Linked DNA regions of Homo sapiens: region 2 is linked to region 1. Evidence: read pairs that join two places in POLR2A ChIA-PET (ENCODE). Cell type or tissue: PC-3. All regions are shown on one strand. Each heading gives the region's core, and the rest is flanking DNA. Links, peaks and the distances in the headings are about the cores only.

The links. Peaks named below come from ENCODE experiments on the same cell type or tissue, not always from the same donor. Only the 100,000 strongest peaks of a DNase experiment are listed, where the experiment ranks them.
Region 2: POLR2A ChIA-PET joins it to region 1 with 13 read pairs; 1 of 35 experiments calls an interaction of 5 or more read pairs at or near these places.

Annotation. Positions count from the first base shown.
Region 1 is chr19:6,084,156-6,092,585 of GRCh38, forward strand. The region is part of intron 1 of RFX2 (regulatory factor X2); the gene reads right to left. Among named protein-coding and RNA genes, the nearest start is that of RFX2, 22 kb to the right of the region's middle. RefSeq lists enhancers at 2,625-3,126, 3,048-3,117, 3,127-3,626, 8,417-8,430. In PC-3, for the core only: no CTCF peak of the experiment used is centred there; DNase peaks (open chromatin) are centred at 3,916 and 4,716; H3K4me3 peaks cover 977 bases; H3K27ac peaks cover 2,274 bases.
Region 2 is chr19:5,604,823-5,613,252 of GRCh38, forward strand. SAFB2 (scaffold attachment factor B2) reads right to left here. Exons shown (of 21, transcript NM_014649.3): 6 at 7,718-7,745; 7 at 6,298-6,808; 8 at 5,817-5,866; 9 at 5,173-5,273; 10 at 1-114. Among named protein-coding and RNA genes, the nearest start is that of SAFB2, 14 kb to the right of the region's middle. RefSeq lists an enhancer at 6,988-8,187. In PC-3, for the core only: no CTCF peak of the experiment used is centred there; a DNase peak (open chromatin) is centred at 3,649; H3K27ac peaks cover 2,500 bases.

The sequences.
Region 1 (8,430 bases), core at 2,522-5,021:
TAAATGAGTTCGCTGTGCATTGTTCAGCTATACATGACCACAGGCAAGATAAATATTTAGGGTCTTTATTAAAGCTGTGATCCTCTGCTTTAGCAGGACAGCGTAGGGACTTACTAGAGGCAAACCATAAAAAGCATATGCCTCCTAGTAAAGTAATGCTGGGAAATATGACGAGTCAATTACTCTTTATCATTAATTGTGGTAAAATGTGCATAATGTACAATTTACCATTTTAACCATGTTTAATATACAGTTCAGTAGCATTAAGCACACTCACACTGTTGTGCAACCATCACCTCCATCCATCTCCAGAACATTCTCATCTTCCCAAATTGAAACTTTGTCCCCATGAAACACTCACTCCCTACCCCCTCCCCAGCCCCTGGCACCCACCATTCTACTTTCTGTCGCTATGGATCTGATGACTCTAGGGACCTCCTAGGGGTGGAATCACACTGGATTTGTCCTTTTTTTTCTTTCTTTCTTTCTTTTTTTTGAGACAGAATCTCGCTCTTGTTGCCCAGGCAGGAGTGCAGTGGTGCGATCTTGGCTCTCTGCAACCTCTGCCTCCTGGGTTCAAGTGATTCTCCTGCTGCAGCCTCCCAAGTAGCTGGGATTACAGGTGCCTGCCACCACGCCCGGCTAATTTTATATTTTTAGTAGAGGCTGGGTTTCACCATGTTGGCCAGGCTGGTCTCAAACTCCTGACCTCAGGTGATCCACCACCCACCTTGGCCTCCCAGAGTGCTGGGATTAGAGGTGTGAGCCACTGCGCCCGGCTGGATTTGTCCTTTTGTGTCTGATTTCTTTCACTGAGCATGATGTCCTTAAGCATAATGCATAATGTCCATGTTGCAGCCTGTGTCAGAATTTCCTTCCTTTTTCAAGGCTGAATAGTATTCCATTGTATAGATGGATCACATTTTATTTATCCATTCATTTGTTGGTGGACACTTGAGTTGCTGCCACATTTTAGCTATTGTAAATCATGCTGCTATGAACATGAGTGTACAAATCCCTGTCTGAGTGTACAAATACTGTTTTCCAAAGCAGCTACACTATTTTGCACACCTACCAACAGTTCACATGGGTTCAGTTCCAATTTTTCCATATTCTTATCAACATTTTTCTGTCTTTCTTCTTTTGGGTAACAGTCATCGTAATGGGTGTGAAGTGGTATCTTATTAGGGTTTTGATTTGCATTTCTGCAATGATAACTGGTATGAAGCACCTTTCCAACTGCTTATTGGCCATCTGAATATCTTCTTTGAAGAAAGAGAAATATCTACTCAAGTCCTCTGCCCATTAAAAAATTTTTTTGCTGAGTTACAGAAATTCTTTATCTATTTTGAATATTAACCTCTTATTAGAAATGATTTGGAAACATTTTCTTCCATTCCTTGGGTTGTCTTTTTACTCTGTTGCTACTGTTCTTTGATGCACAAAAGTTTTGAACGCTGATGGCCTAATCCTTCTGTTTTTCCTTTTGTCGTGAGTGCTTTTGATGTCCTATCCAAGAAATCATTGCCAGATCCAGTGTCATAAAGATGTCTCCCTATGTTTTCTGCTAAGAATTTTACAGTTTTAGCTCTTATGTTTAGGTCTTTGATCCATTTTGAGTTAATTTTTGTGTATGTTATAAAATAAAAGTCCTGGCTGGGCACAGTGGCTCACGCCTGTAATCCCAGCACTTTGGGAGGGTGAGGTGGGAGGATTGCCTGAGGCCAGGAGTTCAAGACCAGCCTGGGCAACATAGTGAGACCTCGTCTCTATAAAAAATTTAAAAATTAGCCTGGCATGGTGGCATATGCCTGTGGTCCCAGCTAGTTGGGAGGCAGAAGCAGGAGGATCTCTTGAGCCCAGGAGGCCGAGGCTGCAGTGAGCCATGATTGTACCACTGCACTCCAGCCTGGGTGATAGAACAAGATCCTGTCTCAAAAAAAAAAAAAAAAAAAAAAAGGCAGGGGAGATCCAATTTCATTCTTTTGAATGTGGAAACCCAGTTTTCCCAGCATCATTTATTGGAAAGACTGTATTTACCCCATCGAATGATCTTGGCACCCTTGCAGGAGTAAAATACGGCCATGAGTCGCTTCCTGACAGGGATACGTTCTCAGCAATGCAACCTCAGGCAATTTCATCATTGTGCGAATATCACAGAGTGATACTTACAGAAACCTAGACGCTACAACCTACGTAGCACACCTGGGCTGTATGGTATAACCTATTGCTCCCAGGCTACAAACCTGTCTAGCATGTGACTGCAGTGAACAGTGCAGGCAATTGTAACACAGTGGTAAGTATTTGTATCTCCAAACATGGCTAAGCATAGAAAAGGTACAGGAAAAATACAGCATTATAATCTTATGGGATCACTTGTATATGTGGTCTGCTGTTGACGGAAATGTTATGCATGGCATGACTGCATTATAAGCAAATAATTAAAGTTAAGTAATAACACACAAGAATCTAATCTTGCCGGAAAGGGCACTGTAAAAGTGAATTGCAAGAGAAGCTCACAGGAATTAGATGACTTCTGTGTCTCCCCTTTGACAGTAATGGATGCATCCACGCACACGGCTCATTCCTGTTTTCAGTGATGCGCTTCCTTACTATTATTTGCAAAGGGAATTTGTCTGTTCTGACCACACAACTCTACAGAGATACAAACATCACATGGGCACCTCTGCCTTTTCTGTTTACTACTAACGTAGATTGTCATGTAATTTTTGCCCTTCCATGCCTGTTCTTCTGAGGAGAAATTCCCAGTGTTGAGCAGATTTTGAAAGAGATCCAGACTGATGAAAGATTAAAAACCACTGGGCTACAGCAGTATGTCTTTTTTTTTTTAATCTTTTAAAACTTAAATTCACAAATTTGAGGACTCCAATTCAGACGAGCTTCGTTGTATAAACCAGGCAGATCTGTGGTCTTTAGAAGAAAGTGACAGAATCAGTTCACTTCCTGGGTGGGGACTGAGCACAGGCAGATGGTCGCAGCGGGTCAGAAGCCACAAGCTGCAGAGACAGACTCATGATAGACAGGGCGACAGGCATAACCTTCACAGGGGCGAAGCGAGACGCACACCCGTCTCCAGCAGGGAGCCACAGTCCACAGGTGGCTACTCCTCCCTCCCACTGCCCTGTATTTAGGAATTCAAACAGCCTGGGAAGGGACTGTGCTGATAATTGGCTCTGCTTTCAAAGAACACTTAGGAGATAATTAACCCACAGTCCACCAAGCCCAGGAATTGAGGATCGAGGATCAGAGGAAGCCCAGGAGGGAGATGCCTGCCAGAGGCGAGTAAAGGGACTTAGAGAGAAGTGCAGTTTTTTCTAGCATCCACCCATCCAACCCAAGGAAGCCCATCTGATTTACCACATCTAGCCAGTGACCTTGATCAGTTCCACAGCCAGGCATTAAGGCGAGTCCCCACTAACTTTCTCACCTCAGAGAAGCCCGATTCCAATTCTAGCCCCTCCCTGGACTCTGTCAGTAATTCCTAGCAATGCCTTCACTCTAAAAAATCCAGCTACAACAAAAGATTCAGATGCTGCAGAATTTATTTTGATTTGGAGGTTTCAGCTCCAAATCAAAGGGCTGATATCATGGAAATAGCTTTTTTGACAGCTAAACAGAAATTATTTTCCTTGATTAGCCATGGCACATTCGCCCTTCTTAGGTGGACAGCGTGTTTTGATACGAAGGTGATGGGTTACAGGTGCTGGGTTTCTCCACATGGGCAGTTTCTCCCCAGGAGTCTCACTCCTTACATCATCATCTAGAGCAGTAATTAATTTCAGAAACCACTCCTGGCTGCCATAAGCTGCACACCCACTTCCAGAACTGGCTTAACCCGCCAGGAAGCCACAGTCCTCAAGGGACAGTCACCCAGAGCTGCATGTTGGTGAGTCAGAGACGAGAACAAAGAGGAAGCAATGACCCCTGAACACAGAGCCCTTCCCAGCCCAGAGTGCTGCTCTAAGCCTAACCCAGGCTGGCCAGGGCCTGAAAGACAAAGAAGAATGCCACAGAGAAGGGCCAGGGCACTACAGCTTTTTTTTTTTTTTTTTTTTTTTTTGAGACGGAGTTTCACTTTTGTTGCCCAGGCTGGACAGCAGTGGCGTGATCTCGGCTCACTGCAACCTCCGCCTCCCGCGATTCTCCTGCCTCAGCCTCCTGAGTGGCTAGTATTACAGGCATGTGCCACCATGCCCCGCTAATTCTGTATTTTTAGTAGAGATGGGGTTTCTCCCTGTTGGTCAGACTGGTCTCGAACTCTCGACCTCAGGTGATCCACCCGCCTCAGCCTCCCAAAGTGCTGGGATTCCAGGCTTGAGTCACCATGCCAGCCCAGCATTTTTTTTTAAAGGCACAGTTCTCATAGGTATAAGAAGGCAACGAAATTCATCCTGCAAGATGGATGTAGCCAAAGACTCTTCTTTAATTACAACAAACTGGAGAAGATAACAAAGTAAATATTATTCCTCTCTCTCTTAGAGAAAGCAAAAATATGTTAAACACCATTGAAGAGCCTAAGGGGTTTTATAAACCTCAAAATCAGCATCACATTCATATACACATGAGTACTAGTCACATATAGCCAAGTAATGTGCGTTAGACCAGGGGGTGGCAAGCTTTTTTTGTAAAATGTGGAATAGTAAATATTTTAGGTTTTGCAGGTCAAGCGCTCGCTGTCAAGATGACTCAACCCCATCCATTGTAGGGTGAAATGACTGTGGCTGTGTGCCAATAAAACTTTATTTATGGTTCCAGTTTTAGTATATTTGCTGCTGAAGCAAGCACAATTTATGGACACTGAAATGTGAATTTCAGATAATTTTGTATGTCCTAAAATATTCTTCTTTTGATTTTTCCAACTACTTAAAAATGTAGGAAAAAAGCATTCTTAGTTCATGGGCTGTACAAAAACAGGCAGTGAGTTGGATTTAGCCCATGGGCTAGTTTGCCCACTCTGTATTAGACTCAGATGTTTGGACTCATGTCTTTAAAACAGAGCCTAAAATAACTCCAAATAAATAAAAGGGCAGGTATCAAATAGCCCATGTAATGACAAATAACCACGCTAGAAATCTGCGTCCAGCAGGTCAGGGACACTCTGGGGGTGAAGACCAACACTCCTGTCCTGTCTCCATCTCAGTGGCGGAGGATGTGGGGTTTTGGGCAGTCTCTGAAAAGGGAGTGTGCACGGGCAGGAGCTGGAGCAATGTCACAGGGAAGGGGGAGGCCAGCCCTCATGTCCTCTGGATTCTGACCCTGTGCTATGGTTGGAATGTTGTGTCCCCCCAAAACTCACATGTTGAAACCTAACCCCCAATATGACGGCATCTGGAGGTGGGGCCTTTGGGAGATGATTAGGTCATGAGCATGGCACCCACAGGAATGGGATTAGGGTCCTTGCAAAAGAGGCCCCAGAGACCTCCCCTGCCCCTTCCATCACGTGAGGACACAGCTAGAAGGCAGAAGCCGAACCAGAAAGCAGGCCCTCCCCAGACACTGAATCTGCCAGTGCCTTGATCTTGGACTTCCCAGCCTCCAGAGCTGACTGCAACACATTCCTGTTGTTTAGAAGCCAGCCAGTCTCTAATATTTTTGTTGTAGCATCTGAATGAACTGTCACCCTCCCTTCCCTCCACCACCCTGTGTAGCTCTTACATGTGCTGGGGACCTTCATGATTCAGGGTCTTTGGGCATTTCACAGAGGAACAGAAACTTGTGGATTAGAGAAAATTATTATATGAGATAACATCTTTGGATTGTTTGTATAAGATAACATCTTTGGATTGTTTGTTTGTTTGTTTTGAGACAGGTTCTCGCTTTTGTCACTCAGGCTGGAGTACAGTGGCATGTACATCGCTCACTGCAGCCTCAACGTCCCAGGCTCAAGAGGTCCTCCCACCTCACCCTCTGGAGTAGTTGAGACCAGAGGCCCACACCACCACACCTGGCTATTTTTGCATTTTGAATTTTTCATAGAGACAGGGTTTCACCATGTTGCCCAGGCTGGTCTTGAACTACTGAGCTCAAGTGATCTTCCTGCATCAGCCTCCCAAAGTGCTGAGATTACAAGCATGAGCCACCATGCCAGCCCAGATAACACCTTTGAATACAAATTTCTCAGCCGGGTGAGGTTGCAGTGAGCCAAGATCACGCCATTGCACTACAGCCTGGGTGACATAGTGAGACTCTGTCTCAAAAAAAAAAAAAAAAAAGAATACACATTTCTCCAAAGAAGAGCTATAGACAGATGAAAGCACATGAAAAGAGGCTCAGCATCATCAGTCATTACAGAAACACAAATAAGAACCACCATGAAACACCACTTCACACCTACGAGGCTGGTTATACTAAAAACAGGGAAAAATAAAAGTGTTGGTGAGGATGTGGAGAAACTGGAGCCCTCACTCCCTGCCGGTGGGACTGTGAAAGGACAATTTGGCAGTTAACTTGCAGTTACCATACGACTCAGCAACTCCACTCCTAGGTATATTCCCTGAAGAAATGAAGCTATATGTCCAGGCAAAAGCTTGTCCACAAATATTCATAGCAGCACTATTCGTAATAGTCAAAAGGTAGAAACAACCCAAATGCCCATCAAGGGATGAATGCATAAACAGATGTGGTCCACCCATGGAGTGGAATACTATTCAGCCATAAAAAAGAATGAAGCTCTGACACAGGCTACAATGTGGATGAACTGCAAAACAATATTACCCAACCTTCCAGGGCTTAAATATATATTTATATACACACAAGTGAAAGAAGTCAGTCACGAAAAAGGTCACATATTGTATGATTCTATTTACAGGAAATATTCAGAATAGGAAAACCCACATAGACAAGAAGCAGACTTGGTGTTTGCCAGGGGCTGGGAGTAGGGGACTGTGATCGACTTCTAATAGGTATGGAGTTTCTTTTCACGGTGATGGAAATGTTCTGGAATTAGAGAGTGATGATGGCTTCACAACACTGTGAAAATCCTAAAATCCACCAAATGAAAACCATTTTAAAGTGGTTAAAATGGTAAATTTTGGGCTGGGTGTGGTGGCGCATGCCTGTAAACCCAGCACTTTGGGAGGCTGAGGCTGGGGATTGCTTGAATCCCGGAGTTTGAGACCAGCCTGGGCAACATAGTGAGACCTTGTCTCTACAAAAAATTAGCCAGGCATGGTGGCGTGCACCTATAGTCCCAGCCCAGAAGGTGGAGGCTGCAATAAGCCATGATCGCACCACCCCACTGCAGCCTGGGCGACAGAGCAAGACCCTATCTTCAAAAAAAAAAAAAAGGTGAATTGTATGTGAATTTTATCACAATTGAAAAAAGAAGATGACGCTGAGTGCTGGCAAATGCCAGCCACGAAGAGAAACAATGATATAGAGACTAAAAGCATTCCTGCATTCCTCACCTCAGGAGAAGTAAAATGCAATATTCTCATAATTATGAGAAAATTAGGCACGAGAACGTACAAAGTACAATTCGAACATTTTCAGAAATAAACTTCAGTAACAAACAACAATATCTGTTGGACACGATCCCTAACAGACTGTTTGTGAAAATCTCGAGTGATGGGAGAGAAGTAGGTGTGGGGAAATCTGTTTCAGGAACTCTGAGTCTAAGCCGCAAAACGTGTTTACATGAGACCCATCAACAGAATAAGCCGAGGGACTGAATGAGGAATGAACTGCGGGAGGTAGGCATTTTACAATCAGGAATCTGAAATGAGACTATGTCCCAGTTTGGGAGTCAGAGAATTGTAGACTTTCTGGGCCAAGCCCTCAGTGAACATTAACCCTGGAGAATAAAGGAGCAGGGAGTTTCTAGAAGATTCTACATCCGGGAGTGGGGGGAGGAAAACTGTGGAGGTTGGTGTCTCAGAAATCTTAAAGGATGTTAAAAAAGAAAACCATGATTCACTGAATTTAAAATAGGAGAAAAGCTCAGATTAAGAATGAATAACTTTATCGAGGATTAGGTCACAGGAATTCTGGTTTTAAATTGTTTACGTAGAGTTAAAGAGAAAGAATTTGTACCATAAGAAGAAGCCAACTATAACAGCAAGGAAGACATTCAAGAACAGGATCTAGTGGCTGCACAACTGAGCTCCCTCCTCGGGCTGGAGAGAGCAGGGGCTCAAGTCCCTAAACCCGGGCCATGGCAGCAGGGGGTCAATGACCCAAGAAAGCAGCTTGGGACGGAGGGTGGCCCCGCAGGCTGCATGCTGGGCTGCTGGAAGGAAGGTCTTCCGCTGAGAAGGCAGAAGAACGAGTGCTCTGCTGGAGAATAAAGGTAGCAGAGTTTACAGCCACGCGTCCAGAGGGAATTCAGAGGGGCGGGGCAGGCCGTTGCTAGGCTCGAGTCCGCGCAGGAGTCAAGGGCGACAAGCATGAGCTTGTGGCTGCGCAAACCAG
Region 2 (8,430 bases), core at 2,211-4,710, 480 kb before region 1:
TCTGTGGAGATGGCTGATGCACTTGGTCGCCTCGTCAGATGTCGACATGGTGACGAATCCATAGCATCGAGCCCCCGGGCTGCGGGCGTTCGTTACCACTTTGGCCCCGACAACCTTCATGAAAAAGGGCACTCTTACTCTCTCATACAAATGACCACACAACTTGCTAAAGTTATTACCTGGCAATCAGAATCATTTTCACTATTTGTCACCTCTCCCCATATGGTAGTTTTCCATTTTAGTTACTGAATTGGTTCTAATTAATCCTGACCTATCCAAATACAATTGCTTTTTTTTTTTTTGAGACAGTTTCGCTCTGTCACCCAGGCTGGAGTGCAGTGTCGCGATCTCGGCTCACCGCGACCTCCGCCTCCTGGGTTCAAGCAATTCTCCCGCCTCAGCCTCCGAAGTAGCTGGGATTACAGGCGCCCGCCACCACGCCTGGCTAATTTTTGTGTTTTTAGTAGAGATGGGGTTTCTCCATGTTGGCCAGGCTGGTCTCCAACTCCTGACCTCAAGTGATCTACCCAAGTCGGCCTCCCAAAGTGCTGGGATTACAGGCATGAGACACCGCACCCAGCCACTAAATACAACTGCTTTTAATACAAGATAAGTCATCACAAGGAAAACACACAAACATGCAAGGTTATAAAACCATTAAACTTCATTACTCACAACTAATAACCAGAAGTCCTACCCATCCACATTGTTTTCTCTATTTCCACTGTGCCCACAAACAGCTGTGGGGCTACTAAGAAATGCACCCATCCACTCCAGCTGGGCCTGAGAAGAGCTCTGACACAGACATGGACTGTCAGAAATGTCCCCATGGGGAAAGGACTTCCACTTCTGGCTGAGATGGGAGAACTAAGCATTGTCTTCCTGCCTGAAACAACTAACAAATGTGATGAAACGTAGGCAACGACAGTTTTCAGATCCTGGACATCAGGCTGCCCAAGACAACAATCCCTGAGAGCTCCCTGACTGCCCCTGCTCACTGCCTAGATTCCCAGGCAATGGGGGATGGGTAAGACAGCACTGAGATTCTGAGACCAAGACAGAGAGAAATCACGGAACTGAGTATCAGAGAGGACACAGCCACACAGAGCCACGCAGAGCAAGCTGAAGAGACCCACAGAGGGTTCCTCCCACCCAGTGCACACGTGTGCGAGGAAACCAGAGGCTGGGACAGCACCACCCATAAGGAGCAGAGGGAACAATCAGGAGCAGAGGGAACAACCACTGGAGGGGCACTCAGGGCCACAAATGGTTTGCTCTTCCCAATAGCCAGGGTGGAAAGGCTGGTAATTCACGGGCCATCAGACCCACTACTCAGAGGGCACTGCCCAGTGGTGAGACAAAATCAGCCCAAACTGAAGGCTACTTTGGCCCTGCCTTAGTGTGTGTCCAGTACCTCAGCTGTGTCCCAGAAAAAAGCTCAAGGGTATTTGTAGAGATACAAGTATAACTAGCACCCAAAAAATACAATTCACAACATCCAGTAAAAAATTACCAGGCACAGGCTGGGCACAGTGGCTCATGCCTGTAATCCCAGCACTTTGTGAGGCCAAGGCAGGTAGATCACTTGAGGCCAGGTGTTCAAAACCAGCCTGGGCAACACAGAGAAACCACATCTGTACCAAAAATTTTAAAAATTAGCTGGGTGTAGTGGTACATGCCTGTGGTCTCAGCTACTCAGGAGGCTGAGGTGAGAGGATCGCTTGAGCCCGGGAGCTCGAGGCTGCAGTGAGCACCACTGTACTCCAGCCTGGGTGACACAGTGAGATCCTGTCTCTAAGGGAAAACAAAACAAAACAAAAAAACCAGAAGAAACTTAAAAGCAGCCACAGAAAAAGAGAGAGAAAAGACACAAATTGGTAACTGAAGGAACAAAGATTAAATTAACCTAGAATTCTATACCCAGTGAAAATTTATTTCAAAATGAAGACAAAGTAAAGACTTTTTCTGACATGCAAAAGAAACAAGAACGTATCACCAGCAAACCTGCACTACAGGAAACATTCAATTCCTTCAGGAGGGAGGAAGATGATCTCCGATGGGAACTTGGATATACAACAAAAAGCAACGAAGAGCACCTGGTGAGGTGAACATGATTTTTTCCTGTCATTTCTGGGTCTCTTTAAAATATAACTGTTTGGCTGGGCGTGGTGGCTCACGCCTGTAATCTCAGCACTTTGGGAGGCCGAGGTGGGAGGATCACGAGGTCAGGAGATCAAGACCATCCTGACTAACACAGTGAAACCCCATCTCTACTTAAAATACAAAAAATTAGCCAGGCCTGGTGGCGGGCACCTGTAGTTCCAGCTACTTGGGAGGCTGAGGCAGGAGAATGGCATGAACCCAGGAGGCAGAGCTTGCAGTGAGCCGAGATCGCGCCACTGCACTCCAGCCTAGGCGACAGAGCGAGACTCCGTCTCAAAAACAAACAAAAACAAAAACAAAAACAAAAAAAAACACAACTGTTCAAAGCAAAAAAGCCAAACCACAACAAGTCAAAGCCAATAAAATATTGGGTGACTTCTTAAAGAGAAGTAAACCGTATGACAATAACATCACAAAGATCGACGGGAGGGGAAATGCAAGTATATTCCCACAGAGTTCTTGCACTACGCTGAAACCAACAGAGCACCCCTTGCAGACAGACTGTAAGGGAAGATGTGTACTGTAATCCTACAGTAAACCACAATGACACAGAGTTAGAGCAAATAAGCCATCAGTCATAAAAAGGACTCGACCCACAAGAAGGCAGATAAATGGGAAAAAGAGATCAATAAACAAACATGAACAGAAAATAGAGAACAAGACAGTAGATCTAACGCCAAGCCCACCACCACTGGCGCGCAGAGTAAACATTTCCCCGGGACACAGGAGTCCTGGTCTCTGCCCTATCTCTGACTCAGGGCATCAACCTAAGCAAGGCATTCCCCGTCTCTGGACCTCATGGCCCCAACTGTGAAATGACAAGGTGGAACCCACAAGCTTGAGGTTCCCATCTGACGTCCTTGGTTTTGACCACACAAATGGAGGAGTCAAGGCTCTGCCTGAATCTGTCCAGGGCCAAAGGGACAGAAGACTCTCCTGAGAGAAACACAGATGCCACTTCCCATTCTACCTTCCCATCAAATTAATCATCCTTACAAGTATATCTCTTCTGATGACAGACAAAACCCAAATGAGAGCAGGCACCATACTAAGCTTGTATGTCCCTATCCCTGAGCTATGCCATCCGCCCTGGAGGCTCTGCATACTTCAGTCAAGTAGCTGAGTGGTGTCCTGCCCCTCTGGCCTTCCTACGTCCTTCTGTTTTTGTCCAGAGCTGAGCCCCACAGGTAAGGCCAACTCTGTCACTCACGCCTCAGCTGAATGTCACTTCTTCAGCGAGCTCTGCTGAAGCTGCCTCCCAAATCTAAACACGGCCTCCCCAACACACTGACGGCGTGCTCTAATATTCCTTAATACGCTCATCACAACACATCATATGTGTTTATTTCTTAAATGGTCTTTTTCCCGCCAGACTAAAAAATCTGTGATGACAGTGACCACGTATGTTTACCTCTGCTTAATCATCAGTGTCCGAGTGAAGTCAACAAAGTAACTGAATAAACAGGTTATTCATGGCTATAAGAATTTCCTAAGCCCTTGCTGAACACACAGACTGTTCAGAGAAAAATTGAACAGCACGCTTTCTCCGGGTCCTGTCCGCTTCTTAAGCAATGAAACATTAACCAACACCTGATCGGGTGACACAGACCTAGACAAAGGAACGGCTTCTGTAGCCAGAAAACTGTGTCAGACAGGGCCCACTCTGCCTGGAATCAGGGCACCCTCCAGACACTAAATGGTCCGAACCTTGTCCCTTGGAAGCCACTCCCCAGAGGCACCCAGGAGACCAGGGCAGTGCCAATTGCTTACCAGAAGACTCTTGGCTAGGCGCGGTGGCTCACGCCTGTAATCCCAGCATTTTGGGAGGCCAAGCAGGCAGATCACATAGGTCAGGAGTTGGAGACCAGTCTGGCCAACATGGCGAAACCCCATCTCTACTGAAAATACAAAAATTAGCCAGGCATGGTGGTGGGTGCCTGTAATCCCAGCTACTCGAGAAGCTAAGGCACGAGAATCACTTGAACCTGGGAGGGAGGCGGAGGCTGCAGTGAGCCAAGATCACACCACTGCACTTCAGCCTGGGCAACAGAGCGAGACGCAGTCTCAAAAAAAAAAAAAAAAAAAAAAAGAACAACAAACAAACAAAAAAAGAAGACTCTTAATTAATTTCAAACAGTGGAATCATTTTAAATTGTCCTCACCTTCCTTTGGAAAGCTGCTGAATTGTACTATTTTTCTCCCACCCCCATGAGCAGCATCTTAGTGATTTATTTTTGAACCACGATCATGTTCTAGTTATGAGACTATATACTTAAAATGCTAAATGATATGAAAGTCAATTATTCACTTCATTCTTTTTTTTTTTTTTTTTTTTTATGACATAGTCTCGCTCTGTTACCCAGGCTGGAGTGCAGTGGCACAATCTTGGCTCACTGCAACCTCTGCCTCCTGGGTTCAAGTGATTCTCCCACCTCAGCTTCCCGAGTAGCTGCGACTACAGGCACAGAACACCACGGCTGGCTGATTTTTGTATTTTTAGCAGAGACAGGGTTTCGCCATGTTGGCCAGGCTGGTCTCCAACTCCTGACTTTAGGTGATACGCCCGCCTCGGCCTCCCAAATTATTCTTAAGGGAAAAATCTCATCATGTAAGCTTTAAGTTTTGCACAAGACAAAAGACCACCAGTCTCTTTGAGACCAGTTAGAAAGAACCCCAAGAACATTGAGAGAGAAGCTGTTTATACAGCTGTTCTGAGCACTGTTGTGATATGACCAACCACCTGCCCTGCTCCGCACCCTAGTTACTGTGAGTCAGGAAACAAGGTGCACTGCACAAGACTGGGCGAGCTTCGCTGCTGTCGTTCCATTTTTTAGTAAACACAACATCTTGCTATGTTGCCCAGGCTGGTCTTGAACTCCTGGGCTCAAGCAATCCTCCTGCCTCAGCCTCCCAAACTGCTGGGATTATAGACGTGAACCACCGTGCCCAGCAGAGCTTCCTTTTTAACTCTGAATCACAGTGGATGGTATGAGGCAAGGGAAGGCATACCTTCCCATACTTGCTGAAAAGGTTCTTGAGATCCGTAGCGCGTGTTGTGGAGGACAGCCCGCTGACCCACAGGTTCCGACCAGAACCGCTGCCGACCCGACCTGGCACGAGAGGGAGATTCTTAGGCATCACCCCAAGGCCTAACAGGAAGCACAACCATTCTTAAGACCGCAGCCCTCTTTAAAAACCCTAACGACGCCCAATCCCAACTGCTGACTTAAGAATTTAACGCACACACACATGCCAACACACAGAAGGCTGAAAATCTGGACAGCAAAAACTGAGTTTCCTTACTCAAGGAATAATCATGCCCATGTCAGTTATGAACTGAAATGTCTTTTGATGATCAGATCTCATCCAAGACGGCAGTCTCTAAAATCCTTGAAACAGTCTTCAATGAGCAGAATTATTCCTTTCTTGTAATGTGCTTTTCACCATCCCATAGATGACAACCACAAGAGAAACATAAAATGCAGGTGCTTGCGAACTTCTAAAACTAGTCTCTCAAGAAACCATTAGGTGGTTGATTCCGGTAACCCATAACAAAACAAATTACTGAATCCAAAGTGTGTATATCTCCAGGCCCCTCCTCCCAAAATAAGGGAACCATACCTGGCTCCCTACCACGTTAAATTAAATCATACCTTTTTCATCTTTAATGATTGGCTTTATATCTTTTTCTTCCTTAAAAGAGCTAGAGACAAAAGTTAATGTTACTCATACAGGAAAAAAACGAAAGAGAACAAAACTAAAAATATGATTATGTGCTAAAACTGAATACCTACCAGAAAATTAGTCTGAAATAAAATTTTAACAGACACCTCTGCAAGCTTATATTGGAAAATCTGACCCCAAAAATACAATGTCAGATTTGTAAAAGTCAATTCGATTTAGCTGAAGATAACAATTAACAATTTAAGAACACAACCATGGTAGGTTGAGAAAAAGAAAAGGAATTGAATCACCCATTAAAAACACACAAAGAGAAACGAAACATTCTTTAGAAGCAAAACTACAATTTCGTCAGTCTGGCTGGCCAATTGCAGAAAAAAACAGCTTATGTGTGTCATTACATGACCAATGAAAAGGAGATAGCGTCTGGTCTAAAACTGAGAAAAAACAAACCTCATTTTCTGATCAGCGCCCTCACTGGTTGAGGACTCTTTAGGAGCCGGAGGGACTTCATTACAAGCGTCAAAATCAAACTTCCTCCCGTCTTCTTTGCTATCTCTGGCTTCTGGGCTTGGGGCTTCCGTGGGTGCTTCTGCGAGCTCCTCGCTAGAGGCCTCCGCGAGCTCGGAGGCCGCACTACTCTGCTCAACTGCCGGCTCTAGCCCTACAGGCTCACAGTCCGTCCTCTCGCCATCGCCTGGCTGCTCCGCGGGCTCCCTTTTCACTACCGCTAACAGGCTGTCTGCCTTGCTCGACTGAGCGTGTGCTGTTGACTCGCTGGCCAAATCTAAATCACCCTCTTCCGGATGGGCGCTGTCAAATAGGTCCTCTTCCTCCGCAAGCTTTCTGTCTGGCCCCACGCTACTTGTGTCCTGTGCAAATGGCTGCTCCAGCTCGGAACTTTCTTCTTTTACTGGCTCAGATTTACAAGTTTCCCCCAAAATGTCGAGTATTTTCTCATTTTCTACGGATTTAACAGGAATAGAATGGCACAAGGTTTAATTACCAGGGAAATAAAGCAATCACAAATGTGGAACTGGCACGGCTGCCACACTAACACGAAGAGAACTGCTAGCTACACAGAGATTGGAAAACCCGCGGGTACACAAAGTTATACTGGTTACACTACCTGCGCCGCGACCGCCTCTAGGTAAGCCTCTACGCTACACGGAAGAGAAAAGGCCCCCACAGATTTAAACACCTACAACCACGCGGCTGGTTCTCAATAGTCTTCTTCGAGTTTTTGTTCAAGTCTGGGTCTTCTGACTGATTTTCCAATGTCCAAGGTGCTGAACCGAATGCAATCACCATTCAATGACAGCTCAACTTCCAAATTTCTTTGAATTTCTTTTAACAGAACAATCCAATATGAAAATCAGAATCTCTTCTGACGGTGGGAGATAAACGCAGTCCGGAAGGGGAATAATATGTTGAAAATTTTCACGGAGAAACTCTGTTTCCTCTTCTGGAATCCAGTCACTTCTCAGGTGGTAAGTGCCCTGACAACAGCTTTATCCTGCCTTAACTGCGTTAATCAAAATGACTGCAGCAAAATATCACAAGATCTGTTTCATGTGTAGAAACACATGGAGGAATCACGGGGACGGGGGAATTAAATGCCACTCTACGTGGTTAGACATGAAAAGAATCACTACTACATTGCACCAAATGTATTTGACCTCAAGAAGCCAGAATGGCTCTTCCACAGATCTGGTGATACGAATGGGTTTCCAATCTCTGATCCTTGTATGATCTGGATTGTCCACCATTAGAGCAATTTACAAGATCATAACACAGCTTAAAATATAGACAGCTTTAAAATAATAGTGTGAAAACTTTCAAACCATAACTGTCGTGTTTCTCTTATCAGTACCTGGCTCCAAAAGGGATTCTTCAATGTCCTATTTAAAAAAGAAAAAGCAAATCCACAAGTCACTTTAAACACGGGGCACATACATTTCACCAGTAAATATGGCTTTCAATCATCTGTGAATAAATGCCTGTTTCCACAAAACTTTCTTGTCTCCAAAAAATGTATTCCATCCTACAATAACCTGATGAAAACCAGCTCATTTTAACAGTTTCCCTGGTAACAGCAGGTCCCTAGTGATAACAGTCTGTCCCATTCTCCCGAGTTTGGGCCCTGCCCTGCCATGCCACCCACCCCATGACCAAGCTGACCTAGTGGCTGCTGCAGCTGGCAAACACCCCCTTTGTCAGAGAAGAGGTCACAGTGGATTTAAGAAAAAAATACTTCTCCCAACATAAACTGATTTGTAACTGAAACCTGTCATAACAAAATGATCTCTCTACTCTGCTGAAAACCTTTTCCGACATCTGTCTCACTTAGGACAATAGGTCCAATCCTTCTGGTGGCCCAGACTCAGCGAGGCGGGCCCAGCTGCTCTGCAACACCTCTGGCTTCTATCCAACCCTGTGTGCTCCCCTCTCTCTTTTGCATCAGAGACACCACCCAAACTTTCTGCTCCAAATTCTTCTTTCCCTCTTCAACCTATCCGTCAGACCTCTGGGAAGAGTTCCAGGCACTTATGAAGTCCAACCACCAGAACTGCTCCCTCATCACAC